Linked DNA regions of Homo sapiens: region 2 is linked to region 1. Evidence: chromatin contacts called from ENCODE Hi-C or POLR2A ChIA-PET data. All regions are on one chromosome and are shown on one strand. The core of a region is the stretch at or near the end of the contact, and the rest is flanking DNA. Distances in the headings are between cores, read along the strand shown. Region 1 holds the start of ZNF512 (zinc finger protein 512). Region 2 holds the start of MRPL33 (mitochondrial ribosomal protein L33).

Evidence for each region. Hi-C counts contacts between places; a loop is a spot of excess contacts on that map. ChIA-PET counts read pairs that join two places held with the same protein, here RNA polymerase II (POLR2A). Pooled maps may share reads with other maps.
Region 2: a map of CD4-positive, alpha-beta T cell shows a loop between it and region 1 (5-fold over the local background). The contact joins the promoter of MRPL33 here to the promoter of ZNF512 in region 1. A Hi-C loop is called at or near these places in 1 of 168 maps with a recorded cell type or tissue (CD4-positive, alpha-beta T cell), 5 of 37 single-sample maps with no recorded cell type and 10 of 50 pooled maps. POLR2A ChIA-PET finds 5 or more read pairs at or near these places in 2 of 52 experiments (T-cell and activated T-cell).

Annotation. Positions count from the first base shown.
Region 1 is chr2:27,580,232-27,586,995 of GRCh38, reverse strand. It overlaps ZNF512 (zinc finger protein 512), which reads right to left and starts at 3,954. Exons shown (of 14, transcript NM_032434.4): 1 at 3,854-3,954; 2 at 3,280-3,338. The coding sequence starts at 3,883. It overlaps SPATA31H1 (SPATA31 subfamily H member 1), which reads right to left. Exons shown (of 5, transcript NM_032266.5): 5 at 4,274-6,764. The coding sequence ends at 4,469. RefSeq lists an enhancer at 3,707-4,156.
Region 2 is chr2:27,767,920-27,774,683 of GRCh38, reverse strand. MRPL33 (mitochondrial ribosomal protein L33) reads right to left here and starts at 2,965. Exons shown (of 4, transcript NM_004891.4): 1 at 2,885-2,965; 2 at 1,992-2,010; 3 at 154-260. The coding sequence starts at 2,906. RefSeq lists enhancers at 2,784-2,913, 2,154-2,970, 3,204-3,323 and a silencer at 6,736-6,764.

The DNA of each region.
Region 1 (6,764 bases), core at 2,705-5,204:
TAAAACTGAAAATAACTCAAATGTCAATCAAGATAGATGGCTAAACAAATTATGGTATCCATAATGGAATTCTACCCAGCAATAAAAACTATTTGTCATCTCAAAATCATTATTCTGAGTGAAAGAAATCATGAAAAAAATGAGAACATACTGTGTGACTTCATTTATATAAAATCCTAGAATATGCAAACCACTGTACAGTGGTGCCCGTGGACAGGAGTGGAGGAAGAAATGGCAGAGACATGAACAAACTTTTGAGAGAGATGAAAATGTTTATTATCTTGATTGTGGCAATGGTTTCACGGGTACAGACATACGTCAAAGCTGACCATAGTGTACGCTTTAAATATGTGCAGTCTATTGTACTCTAATTATACCTCAATAAAGGTATTTTTAAAAATTAATGGACTGGCAGGCCTCTAAGGCCAAAACCTACCATCCCAAACAATGCTAGAAACACTTGATGGGACAGGCGCAGTGGCTCATGCCTGTAATCCTAGCACTTTGGAAGGCCAAGATGGGCGAACTGCCTGAGCTCAGGAGTTCAAGACCAGCCTGGGCAACACTGTGAAACCCCTTCTCTACTAAAATACAAAAACTTAGCAGGGCACAGCGGTGTGCACCTGTAATCCCAGCTACTCGGGAGGCTGAGGCAGGAGAATTGCTTGAACCCAGGAGGTGGAGGTTGTGGTGAGCCGAGATCATGCCACTGCACTCCAGCCTAGGCGACAGAGCAAGACTCCATCTCCAACAACAACAACAACAACAACAACAACAACAAAGACTTGATGGTACCAACAGGCCATTAAGAGCTGAGTCCCATGTAATAACTCTTAGGAAACTCTCCATGTAGGAATTTCTTACTATCAGTGTAGGACTCAGAAATACAGTACCCATATACCCTCTTATGAATAAGCATAAGCATACTGAAAAGGCAACAGTTCATATGATCATAATTAACTCTTGGAGATTAAATCAAGGTGGTTAGGGAATCCCTCCTCCAGGTCTCATGTTTTATTTTTAAAGCACTCAACAAAAACAATTCTCAAGTATTTTACAATATCTACCCATCAACCCCAGGACATTTGATTATTTGTAAAAAAAACCAGATTAAGCTCAAACTTCCCTTTCCATACATATAACAAGAAAAAGCTTTGTTGTGATACAATGACTATCATAATTGCATTTATTTTATAATTTGTTGCCACCAGTGTGGCAACTCTCAGCTTCTGATCACAAACATAAAAAGTTTAGCCTATTTTCAACTCCTTTCTGATCTACCAAAAATTTTTAAGAGCCCCTAGCTCATTCTTCCATGTGCAAATATTTAGATTTCATTAGAAAAGTACTTTAGTTCATCTCGGTATCCTTTGTAAACTTATTTAATTCTACCCAATCTTTAAAAGCTAGTGTTCTCCATGATTTCCTCCTCTACTCTTCTCTGGTCTCACTTCTCACCATTGACTCTCAAATGTCACAATCTCCTAGGAAGCTAGTTAAAAGTAAAGATTTCTATGCCCTAAACCCAATGATTCCAAATCTGGTTAATGGATGGGGGCCTAATAATCTTATTTTTTAACAATTATCTCTAGGTGACCAAGGTACATACTGAGAAACATTGCTCTAACCACTTTAACTAGAAGAGCTCATTAAAACTCTCAGCTTGTGGAAGAAAACATCATGTTTCCAATTATTTTTTATAGCTGATAATTCCCAATTCTGTATTTCAGACCAGCTCTTCATCTGAGGTCCAAACCTATTTGTTTTTGTTCCAAATGTTGCTCCTCATTCAGAAATTTGTAGTTCTGTGAATTACTCCAAAATTCACCTGATGGCCAAAGCCAGAAACCCATAGACATCCTATCTTCCTTCTCTTACTCACTTCTCATCATCACCACCTGTACATTCCCTATACGTTGTTCCCTACGTATTCCCTGTATATTGTTCCCACCATAGGCTACATGTTCTTTATTCATCTCTTAGGTTATCATAATAACCTCTGAACCAGTTTCCCAGTACCCTTCCAAATCCATCCTTCATAATGCTGCCAGAGTGGCCTAAGACCAATATCTGGCTATGTCATTCCCTCATTATCTCTTCCAGGATAAAATCCAAACACTTTAGCATGCCGTAACAGGTCCTCCATGGTCTAGCCCCTACTAACCTCTCTAAACGCTCTCCCTGCAATCCCTCATCCTCTATCCCAGACATACAGAACTACTTACTATCCCATTAACTCTTTCCACACGTTCACATGCTGTTCTCTGTTCTGAAAAACCTTTCTCCTTCTCACTAACTGCATGATTCCTCAACTTTCAAGTTTCTACTTAGGAGTGACCTGCTCTGATAATCCTTCCCTTCCAAACTATCACTCCCCTTCCTCAAAGGCTAAATTAAATTCCTACTTAAAAATACTTACTTATTACAATGAACTGTGTTGACCTACTTGCCTATCTCCCCTTCTAGACTGCTAGTTGTTTTTCATGCCTGTATTCCTAACCTACTACAGAACTGGCGCACAGCAAACATGTAGTAAATGTCACCTGAATGAATGAATCCATTTAATGTCTAGTTAACAAGAATGTTTTCTTTTGTATTAACCATGGAAAAACTAAGCACCTTCAGTGTACTAAATAATAAACCAGTCTTACAGACAAGTAGTTTAAAAATACAAGGATTTCTTACGGCCATTTTTATCATCCATCCCAAGTTCATCAGTGTATTTATGAGCACGAATTTCATGTCTGGAGAAATACAGAATTACCACTGAGTCTTTGGTTCCATTTTTATTACAATTTGTACTTTTTTTTTGCAAGCTAGGTTTTTCTCCCACACACTAGACTTAGACCTACACTGTCCAATCCGATAGCCACGAGCTACAGGTGGCTATTTAACGTTAGTTAAAATTAAATAAAATTTAAAATTCAATCCCTCAGTCGCACTAGCCACATTTCAAGCGCTCAAAAGGCGTACGGGGCTAGTAGCTATGATACTAGACAGTGCAGATACAGAACATTTTCGTCACAAGAAGTTCCACTGGACAGCGCTGGCCACAAAATCACAAAAGAACCTTAGAAAAACCTCACTCACTTGGCAAATAAAATTTAAAATTCAGTCCCTCAGTTGCACTAGCCACATTTCAACTGCTCAAAATCCACACCGGGTTAGTGGCTATGATACTGGACAATGCAGATACAGAACATTTTCATCACAGGAAGAAGTTCTACTGGTCAGCGCTGGTGACACAATCATAAAAGGACCTTAGAAAACCTCACTTACTTCTTAGCTCCCACGATCCTCGTGCTCCTCTGCTGCTTAAAGGTTGTGGGTCCCGAAGTCTAGCAAATCACAAGCACACGAGTGAGTGCTAGGGACCTCTGAACCTCGACCACAAAAAGACGAATTCCCCTATGCCCAGAAGAAATGAAGTTCTCCCGGGGAAACCACCTCAAACACAAGAAGGCAACACCTTTTAGGAAAAATATGCTGTCCTATCTTCCAGCAGTGCAAAGGCGGGTAACAATACCAGAGCCTTCGTCTTCCCCCATTCTCAAAGCCCTGTCCCAGGCTCTAAAAGGGAGGCCAAAAGAAAAGACAACGGATATGAGAGACATTGGGGATGTAAAAGGAATAGAAACTAATGGTAATGTGGCGAGGAATTAAATCCAAGGAGGTGGGGAACAGGCAGCAGAACGTGGGTAAAGAAAAAGGGACAGGTGATCTGATCTAGAAGGGTGGGGCCTACGATGGCCTCTGATAAAACCAACTCAGCATGGGACAAAAGCGAGGGACCGCGTGTTCCGGGCTCGACAGCGCTACCTCTAAAGCATAACGGTCAAACCAAGAAACTCACGGCGGGTACAGCACCGAGTCTGGAAGACATCACTCCCTCTCCACGCCTAACAATTTCACCCAAGGGCTCCGGCCAGACCAACGCCACTTCCGCTCTCCTCTCCCGGATGTGGGCTCGGCTCCGCCTAGCCCTCTTCTGAACTTCTACTTCCGCCTAGCAGCTTCCGAGGGGGCTGCGGCCGGAGCGAGTCACGTGATGAGTCACCCTCCGATTCCTCTGAGACCCCGCCCCACTGGGATCGCGACGCGGGACCCGGGAACCTATGGGTGGGGTCTGGAGTGAAGGGGCGGAGCTTGGAGCCTCGGCTGGGCCTCAAAACCCCTGGCTCTCATTCCGAATCTTTGCACAACTCCTCGTGTCCCTCCAGCCTGCCTTCCCCATCCACCCGCCCAGTGGTCTCAGTCCAGATGCACAGGAAGATCATTTACTGCCCCTTTATTCATCTTAGAGAAATTACAGACCCATTCTCACCCGCCTCCCCCCCGGTAGAGAGAAATGGAAGCCTTTCCACGCTGGGGGCGCAGGAATTGGAGGCAGTGGCTGAGCAGGAAAGAAGCCTGGAAAGGGCAGCACGATGAAGACTTAGGACAATGAATAATAGGGGCGGACCTCGCCTCATCGAGTAGCTTCAGGCCTCCACACTTGCCCTGCTTTGGGATTTTTATGTGTGGTCCCGAGGAGAGTTGTTTGATTCTTGAAATCTCTAGACAAACTATGGCTGGGCCTCTCTCCAGGGAAACTGTACTTGAGTCCCTCCTTAAGGGGACTGCGTCGGCTCCTCTCAGAGGGACTGCAATGGTTCCTCCCAGAGGGCCTCCCTGGCCTCATCTCAGAGGGACTGTGACGGGTTCTCTCACAGGAACTGCGATGGCTCCTCTCAGAGGTCCTCCCTTGCCTCATCCCGGAGGGACTGCGATGGCTTCTCTCAGAGGGACTGTGACAGGTTTTCCCAGAGGAACTGTGTCCTCTCCTCTCAGAGGGACTGCAACGGCTTCTTTCCAAGGGACTGAGGTGGCTCTTCTCTGAGGGACTGTGACTTCTCTCAGAAATCCTACGATGGCTCCTCTCAAAGGACCTGTGAGATCTCCTCTCAGAGGGACTGCGATGGCTCCTCTCCAAGAGACTGTGACGGCTCCTCTCCAAGGGACTGTGACGTCTTCTCTCAGAGGGACTGTGATGGCTTCTCTCAGAGGGACTGTGATGGCTTTTCTCTGAGGGACTGTGATGTCTTCTCTCAGAGGGACTGCGATGTCTTCTCTCAGAGGGACTGCAATGGCTTCTCTCAGAGGGACTGCAATGGCTTCTCTCAGAGGGACTGTGATGTCTTCTCTCAGAGGGACTGTGATGGCTTCTCTCAGAGGGACTGTGATGGCTTCTCTCTGAGGGACTGCGATGGCTCCTCCGAGCGGGACTGCGATGGCTTCTCTTAGAGGGACTGTGATGTCTTCTCTCAGAGGGACCACGATGGCTCCTCTGAGAGGGACTGCGATGTCTTCTCTCAGAGGGACTGCAATGGCTTCTCTCTGAGGGACCGCGATGGCTCCTCTGGGAGGGACTGCGATGTCTTCTCTCAGAGGAACTGCGATGGCTTCTCTCTGAGGGACTGCGATGGCTTCTCTCTGAGGGACTGTGATGTCTTCTCTGAGAGGGACCGCGATGGCTCCTCTGAGAGGGACTGTGAAGGCCCCTTTCAGAGAGACTGTGACAGCTCCTCTCGGGGGGACTGCAGTGATTTCTCTGAGACGGACTGCGCCAGCTTCTCTCAGAAGGACTGGAATGGTTTTTCCTAGAGGGACTGCAGTGGCTCCTCTGAGAGGGACTGTGATGTCTTCTCTCCAAGGAACTGCGTTGGCTTCTCTCAGAGGGACTGCGATGGTTTCTCCAAGAGGGGTTATGACGGGTTCTCTCAGAAGGACCGCGTGGGGTTCTCTCCCTATAGAAGCTGGGGTGGTTATGCTCCTTGTGTGTGAGTTTGTCTTTAAGATGTCGGTGCCAGGTTCTCTTCACAGGGGAACCAGGTAGGATTCTTCCTCGGGCCTGAACTCTGGTTCCTGGTGTGGACAAGTTCTTAGACTCCTGGCTGGAGGTTTCATTTCTATAGAAGTTTTTCTTTGATCTGCTACTACTGTCCTTTTGAACAGTTCTCAGAGGCTGCCCCACTGAGGCAGTTTGGAAAGCAATACCACTTTGGGAATCTGTGGGCTTGGGCAGTCGAAGAGGTCTGGGTTGGAAAGAGTAAGCTCTTCTTGGCTGTTGAGCTGATCTGCACTGGACCGTTCCTCCCCACAATATGTCCTCCTGCTTAATGGTTGAGCCTGCTGGCGTTAGCTTGTCAGCTGACCTCTTGTCTCTTTTGATACTGCTTGGTAAGCAATAGTCCCTGGCATTTTGTTTTGGATAATAGTTTTTGCTTGCCCACAAATTGTCTGGCCTTGTCCCGTCCACAGGCTTCCGCCCAACAGAAGCTATAACTCTGTGTGCTGTTTGGAATGCCCGCTTTAGGCTCTGAAAAAGCAGTTGCATGAACTTGGGTTGGGAAGGTTTCTTAGGTTGTCTTTTTAAAGAGGCAGTACTTGTCTGAGTTGCTCCAATCCTCTTCCTTCTTAAATGGGCTGCTAATTCCCTAGAAGGACTCTCTATTGTGGTTCTACTGTTTGTGTAGAACTTTCTGTGTTTTCTAAGTCGCTTGGTGATTCTCTTCATTGGATATTTTGAATCAGAGGTCTTTTTGGTTCTCACTTTAGCCCGTTTTTCATTCTGAGTGCTTTCAGAGTCACTCTCTGGTAGGTTGTGAACTTGAGTGAATTCATAGTGCCCAGGTGCTCTAGTTTTTGTCTTTTCTACTAAGTCAGGCCTGCTGCGTTGTCCTCGCCTGATGTAGACTTGTACAGGAGCAGGGGACTGGGAAGGC
Region 2 (6,764 bases), core at 1,716-4,215, 190 kb before region 1:
GGGATGTTAAATAGCATCATAACAATCATTCAATACCTATTTACTAAATGAATGCTAGTGTCAGAGGCTAAAAAAACACCTCCAGAGAGTTCAGATGTTCAGCCTACAAAGGGGGCAACAGGCCTTGGAAGCATTAACCTCCCCAGATCTTACCAACTGGATCATAATGCAAAAGAGTCAGTTTTTCCCGCAGTCGGTTTCTCTTGGTGTTGAAGCAGAAACCTGTCCCAGCTTCGCTCACCATTCTCACCAGAATGTTTCTAAGATTAAAAAGTACGCTGTTATGTACGAGCTGACGAAATAAACTAAAATCAGTCACAGGGGGATGGCACATTTTGAGAACTCTGTAGGGTAATATTAGTTGTGAGATATCACTTGGCCCTAAAAGGTTCAGTTGTAAGACAGCCTAAGTTTTCCATGAAACAGTTTCAATGGTTTCAAATCTCTAGGATTTGCTCCACTACACAGAGTTACTTCGCAATGACCTAACCAAAACAATAAGAACAATCAAGCCACATTGCGGGACTAGCCTCAGACATCCACCCTTCACGAGGAGCAGAAGTCAGGAAGGGGAAAATATCAAAATACTGGTAACCACAGCTGGCTAGTGAGGAAATTGTAAAGATCGCTGTCTCAGAACAGCCCTCTCTTCCAGGGCATAAATGATTATATTCAGGAAGGGACAAAATAAAGAGACTAAAGCTTTTAGTTTGCTAATGCGCAAAACCTTGTGCCCCTTCATATTTCATTTAAGTTCCACTCATCCAAAGCAGAAAGTCCATGTTTGCCTCACCAGATCTTTTAATACCTGTACTGTTTGTTATTTTTTCATGTGTCTTGTCTCCCCATGTAGACCATGTTATTTTATTTCTCATGTAATTCCAAAACAACCTGGAAGCATCTAAGACTATATTACACACCACTGCATTGCTTTCAACATTCAGCACAGTGCCTCATAAGAGGCATACAGTATTTGTTTGTAATTAAGATAGACAATAATTATTCAACACAGATTCAACAAATATTAAGCACTTACTCTGTGGAAGGCACTCTGGGAAATACAAAGCTCTACAAGTCTATGTCTATGTCCTCTAGGAGCTAACAGTACTGTATGGAAGGTGAGTTGGTACATGAGGTCAATCAGGCAAGACATATATGAAATATGTCACAAGGGTAGAAAGAACGAGAGTCAGAATATACCTCTACAGAAACCAAAGGCAAGAGATTCCTATAGATCCCTGGGGCAGGGAATTTTGACATAAATAACTGGACTGTGGCGAAAGCTACGTGAATCACTGAAAGATACTGGGAGGGAAAGCGCTAACATACATGTTTTTCATTAACGTTAATCCAAAAGACTAGCTTTAAGGATTTTCAATGTCTTGAGTTGCAAGGAAAAGCTGCTTTAGAACCTCCCTATTTTTACCACAAAATCTTCTGTTATTGTCTACAACATTTATTTTGAAATACAAGTTTGGTAGTTCTAGTCTCTCTGGTACAGCATGGAATCTTTAATCTTGGCTATTTTTGAAATGCTTATACCATGAATGCAAAGGATTACAAAACTCATTAAAACAGACTATGATTTAATCAAAGCAGAGTTTGTTCTTCTGGATTCCCGTAGTGAGCTCCAGACACATGGCCCCTGGTCCTCGATTTGAGGAAATGGAAATATGGTGGTAGTCCAAATACAGCACAGCCCAATGGTTTGTTTAGAAACAGACAGTGAGCTCACAAATCCTGGGACTAGAAAAGCAGCAAAGGTTCCTTCAAGTATTTCAATGCTCACAGAAGTAGCTCAGTTCAGCAGGAGGGAAAATATTTTTGAAAGAGTTCATAAAGAAAAAATAATCAACTAAGTAATCCACAAACCAACTCTTAGGAAATCAAGGCCCAATGCTTAATTTCATATAAGGATGTACTGGGAGCAGCTAGACTAACAAATCCAACATAAACAAGTGACGTTTAAAAAAGGAAAAATCTTTACTTACTTTGACTTGCTCTTGGCAACTTTTTTGTAGACAGGAAGGGTTGGAAAAGAAAATAAAAATATAAATGTATTCTCTTTCTTATGCAAAGTTCATATAAATATCAGTAATAACCAAAAATATTTAACTTATGAAATATGCCATGAGGTGTCACTCAAGTAACTATTCCCTATCTATTAGGGATCCCCTTAGGATTTTATAGAAGGAAGGTTAAAAGATCCAATCAGACCAACACAATTCTAGATTTAATATTTTGCATAATTTCATGACTGTTGGACTGGCTACCTTTTAAATCTTTCTAAAGTAATACCTGCTCCATTTTTTCCCTCTTCTAAGGTGCAAGTATTCGCGCTGCAGCAAGCTTCTTGTTTGACAAGTTTAACCTTTGCAAATTACAACAACCATCACATGTGGTGAAAACCAGATACTAAATCTAACTGGGAAGTCAGCCAAGGGTAAAGAAGAGCACTGACTCGGGAGCCCGAGGACTTCTTTAACTGCCCTGCCGCATTACTCAGGCAATTCATTGCCCCTCTCGGGAGCGGTTTCCTTATTTTTAGAGTTCGAAATAGGTGGGCTGCAAATTCTGAGGTCCTTCGGACAAAGATTCTCCTAACACGGGCTGGAGAAAAACGCCCCACAGCCAGACTCAACGGTCCGTGAGGACGGCAATTGAATCCAGACACCGCAGACCCCTTCTCAGGCACCCACAGGTCCGCGCAGGGAGGCGCGCCGCGGGGCATGCCGGACGCTGTGGTCCTGAAGGCCTGGAAAAGTACGCAGCTGCAGCTTCCCGTCCTGTTCGCACATCCTTCCCCGCATCATTCCGGGGCCCTGCCTGTCACGGCCCCCTAACCCTCGCCGTAACCCCTACCGGCGTCTCCAGCCCCACTTACAGAAGACCGCGGAGAGGAACATGGTGACCACACCTGGGCAGTCTCCGTCACCGGCCAAAAGGCCCCCAACCAACAACAACTGCTTCCGGGGCACGGCCCGGTTCTGGAAGAGGACATCCGGCAGTCGCCCGAGGCCACGCCCCCCGCCTGGAACCTGCCTCCAGTCGTCTGGCTCGTTCCTCGGTTTCTCAGAGCGAGTGTGTTTTGCTTTTGTCGTGCTGGAGGTTGGAATCCTCATCATTCTGGAAAGGGATTTACAGCTCAGGGTTCGCGCCCCGGCCCTGACTCCTATTTCTGGGTCAAGTGCTTTCAGCGTTAGGTGCTTTCCATATTTGTTTCACGAAATAATCGCAACCACCTGCATTAGACCCACAAGAACAACTGTGTATTGTACTTCGGCCGCTCCAGCGTATCAGCCCCTCGCATATTTTCTTAAAATGTTGCCTCCCCCGACCCAACTCCCTCTCCGCCTGGTTAAGCCTTACTCTCACTCTTCTGAGTCCCTTCGGCATTAAGAACCCCACCTTTCCTTAGTTATCCCAATCTCTAGGAGGGCAGGACCCTTTGCATCTCAAACTTCTGTATCCAAACACCTAGCACAGTTCCTGACATAGAAGCCAAATAACAGATTGAGAGCATTCACATCACGTGCCTAATATCACAGAACTACCAGGTGGCAGAGTAAGAATTTAAACCTAGATTTTATCTGACTCCAAAGACTCATGCCTTTCCCAGTAGACATTGGGACCTACCAGTTTGCAATCATTAATTTTTCATGGCTCTGTAAGGAACCTGGGCTCCTCTAACACCAAGGACCTCGTCAGTAACCTCATTTCGCAACTAATAATCAGGACTTTTGGATTTTTTTCCTAATCCGTGATTTGTATCTACATATGAAGTCTTACAGATGTGAAATAAGATTTAATCGCATGGCTCACGCCTGTAATCCCAGCCCTTTGGGAGGCTGAGGCAGGCAGATCACTTGAGGTCACGAGTTTGAGACCAGCCTGGCCAACGTCGCGGAATCCCGCCTGTACTAAAAATACAAAAATTAGCTGAACCCGGGAGGCGGAGGTTGCAGTGAGCCGAGATAGCGCCACTGCACTCCAGCCTGGGCGACAAAGTGAGACTCCGTCTCAAAAAAAAAAAAAAAAAAAAGTAATAAAACTGTTTTAAAGAAAATTCAGCTCTCTGTGCCATCACAAAGAAGATGAGGAGGAAAAAAATCAGCTCTCCATACAATACAATTCAATTTTTTAAATTAAGACCGTCCTTCTCCTTAGTACCTATAATACTTTTTTTCCTTCTAATCATTCTTGATATTTATCTTCCCATAACCGGACTCCAGCTACTGAGTACCTTCCAGGTGCCGAAATCCTTCCTTACCTTGCATTGGCAAAAAAGAGCTTCAGATGTTCAAGAGGATAAGGTTTCTTATATTTCCTTTAGAGGATTTATAAGAAAACACAAGACTGGAAGCCAAGGAACATGATTTCTAGTCCTTGTTCTGTCCCTTAGAAAGTCACTTTAACTTTAGCCCAGCCAAATAGCAGTTCTTAAACTCCATGCCCCTGCCCCCAACTCTATTCTCCTTACTCTTCTTTATGTTTTCCTACAGCACTTATTGCCATTAATAGTATTACTTGTGTACTTGTTGATTTCCCTATTGTCTTTGGCTACCAGAATGCTGGGCAACAGCAAAACCCTGTCTCTAAAAAAATTTTTTTAATTAAAAAAAAGAACTTCAGCTTATTCCCTCACTGCTGTATCCCTGGTTCCTACAACAATGCCTGCTACATCTATTAAATATCTATTGAATGAATGAATCTGAGGTGAGAGGCACCATACAAATGTCAATATTTATGTTTAAATAGCAAAAAAAAAAAAACTAACTTTAAGTATTGTCAATAGTTTCAGGATCCAGGAGAATGTATAAGCTTGCTTTTGAAAAGAGCCAGGTGCAGTGGGTCACTCCTGCAATCCCAGTATTTTGGGAGGCCGACGAGGGTAGATCACCTGAGGTCAGGAGTTTGAGACCAGCCTGGCCAACATGGCGAAACCCCATCTCTACTAAAAAATAACACAACTGGCCGGGCGCGGTGGCTCACACCTGTAATCCCAGCACTTTGGGAGGCCGAGGCAGGTGAATCACGAGGTCAGGAAATTGAGACCATCCTGGCTAACATGGTGAAACCCCATCTCTACTAAAAATACAAAAAAAAAAAAAAAAAAAAATTAGCCGGGTGTGGTGGCGGGTGCCTGTAGTCCCAGCTACTCGGGAGGCTGAGGCAGGAGAATGGCGTGAACCTGGGAGGTGTAGCCTGCAGTGAGCCAAGATCGCACCACTGCACTCCAGGCTGGGCGACTGAGCAAGACTCCGTCTCAAAAATAACTTAAAAAAAAAAATTAGCCAGATGTGGGCGCCTGTAATTCCAGCTACTCAGGATGCAGAGGCAGGAGAATTGCTTGAACCTGGGAGGCAGAGGTTGCATTGAGCCAAGGTAGCAGCACTGCACCCCAGCGTGGGCAACAGAGGGAGTCTCCATGTCAAGAGAGGAGAGGGGAGAGGGGAGAGGAAGAAAAGAGATAGCATATGAACTATTTCTTGAAATTCTTGAAGGAGTAGGCTGGAGGCAGTGACTCTCTAGCCTCAGGAGTTCATGTTGCATCCACCTGTTATTTATACCTAATATAGCTGGCAGTTGGTAAGTGTTAATTAAAATGTTTATTATAATACAGATGTAATTCATGATTTGGGGCTTTTTTCCTTGAATTTACATAATGAGCCCTCTATGCCTTATTAGAGGAAAGTGCATAACAATTAGAGCATCCTGGCAGCCCAAATGGAAAAAGTGTAGTCCTTAGAGAAGGGGCACCCTCTTTGGGAGGTGGGGTGCTACAGGGAGGAGAAGATCAAGCTGTTTAACCTAGATTCTCAGCCCGGAGAAGCAGATAGAGGAAGAGAACATCTGCTCTGGGTCAGGGCTCCATACACAGCATCTGTATTGGGTTGGTAGACACTGTATTCCCAGCACTTAGTGATGGGATTCAAACCCGAGGATCTAGAAGCTGTACCCCTCCTCCTCTGCTGTGCTGGCAGACCCCTGGCTGCCCATCATCCAGCCCATTGTCACACCTACATCTTGCTTGACTTGTGATTGGGAAGTACAGCCACTGTTCTTGCCTACAGAATCAGTGATCCTGGCTCCCTGACCTGTCCCAGGGGCCTGGGAACATGGGCAGTGGAAGGAGAAAGACGCTACAGGAGAAAGCTGGGGCTTCCTGAAAAGAGCTGGTACCTTTACAAGCTCAGACACCACAGGCAGATGGGACAGCTTCAAAATCAGGCCCTCAGACTCAATGGCTTAGCATTATAGCAAAGACTACCTGAGGGAGCAAGACGAGTGAAGCTGGGGCCACCAACTGGGTTCAACCTGTGTGTAGTGGGTGTCCTCCAGTTGGCATTCAATGGCCTCTATCATCTGGCCTCACCCTCCTAATTCAGTCCCATCTCTCTTCACTGAGGCTGCTGGGTGCCAATCTCTTTAGGGATGAAGCCTTTCCTCACCCTGCATTCCCCATTCCACCCCACATCTTCCCTCCACAGATTCCTCTCAGAGCATCCATTAAGCTTCCCTGCATGCCTTGGATCACAGGTCTGCCTCCTATTATGGGACCTAAGTCCCTCAAGGACCAGGTCTTCTGAATCTCCCCCACTCCCCCAAGCAGGAGCACTAACGGAAGGTTGCTATCCCACTCACGTTTTTGACAAATACAGACCGAACCTTCTCTACTAAGGGACTGTGCCTTGAGTTATTTTCTCTCCCTTCAGTCCCACTTCCTCCCAAGTCAACCTGAGACAGGCAGAGTGGAAGGAACT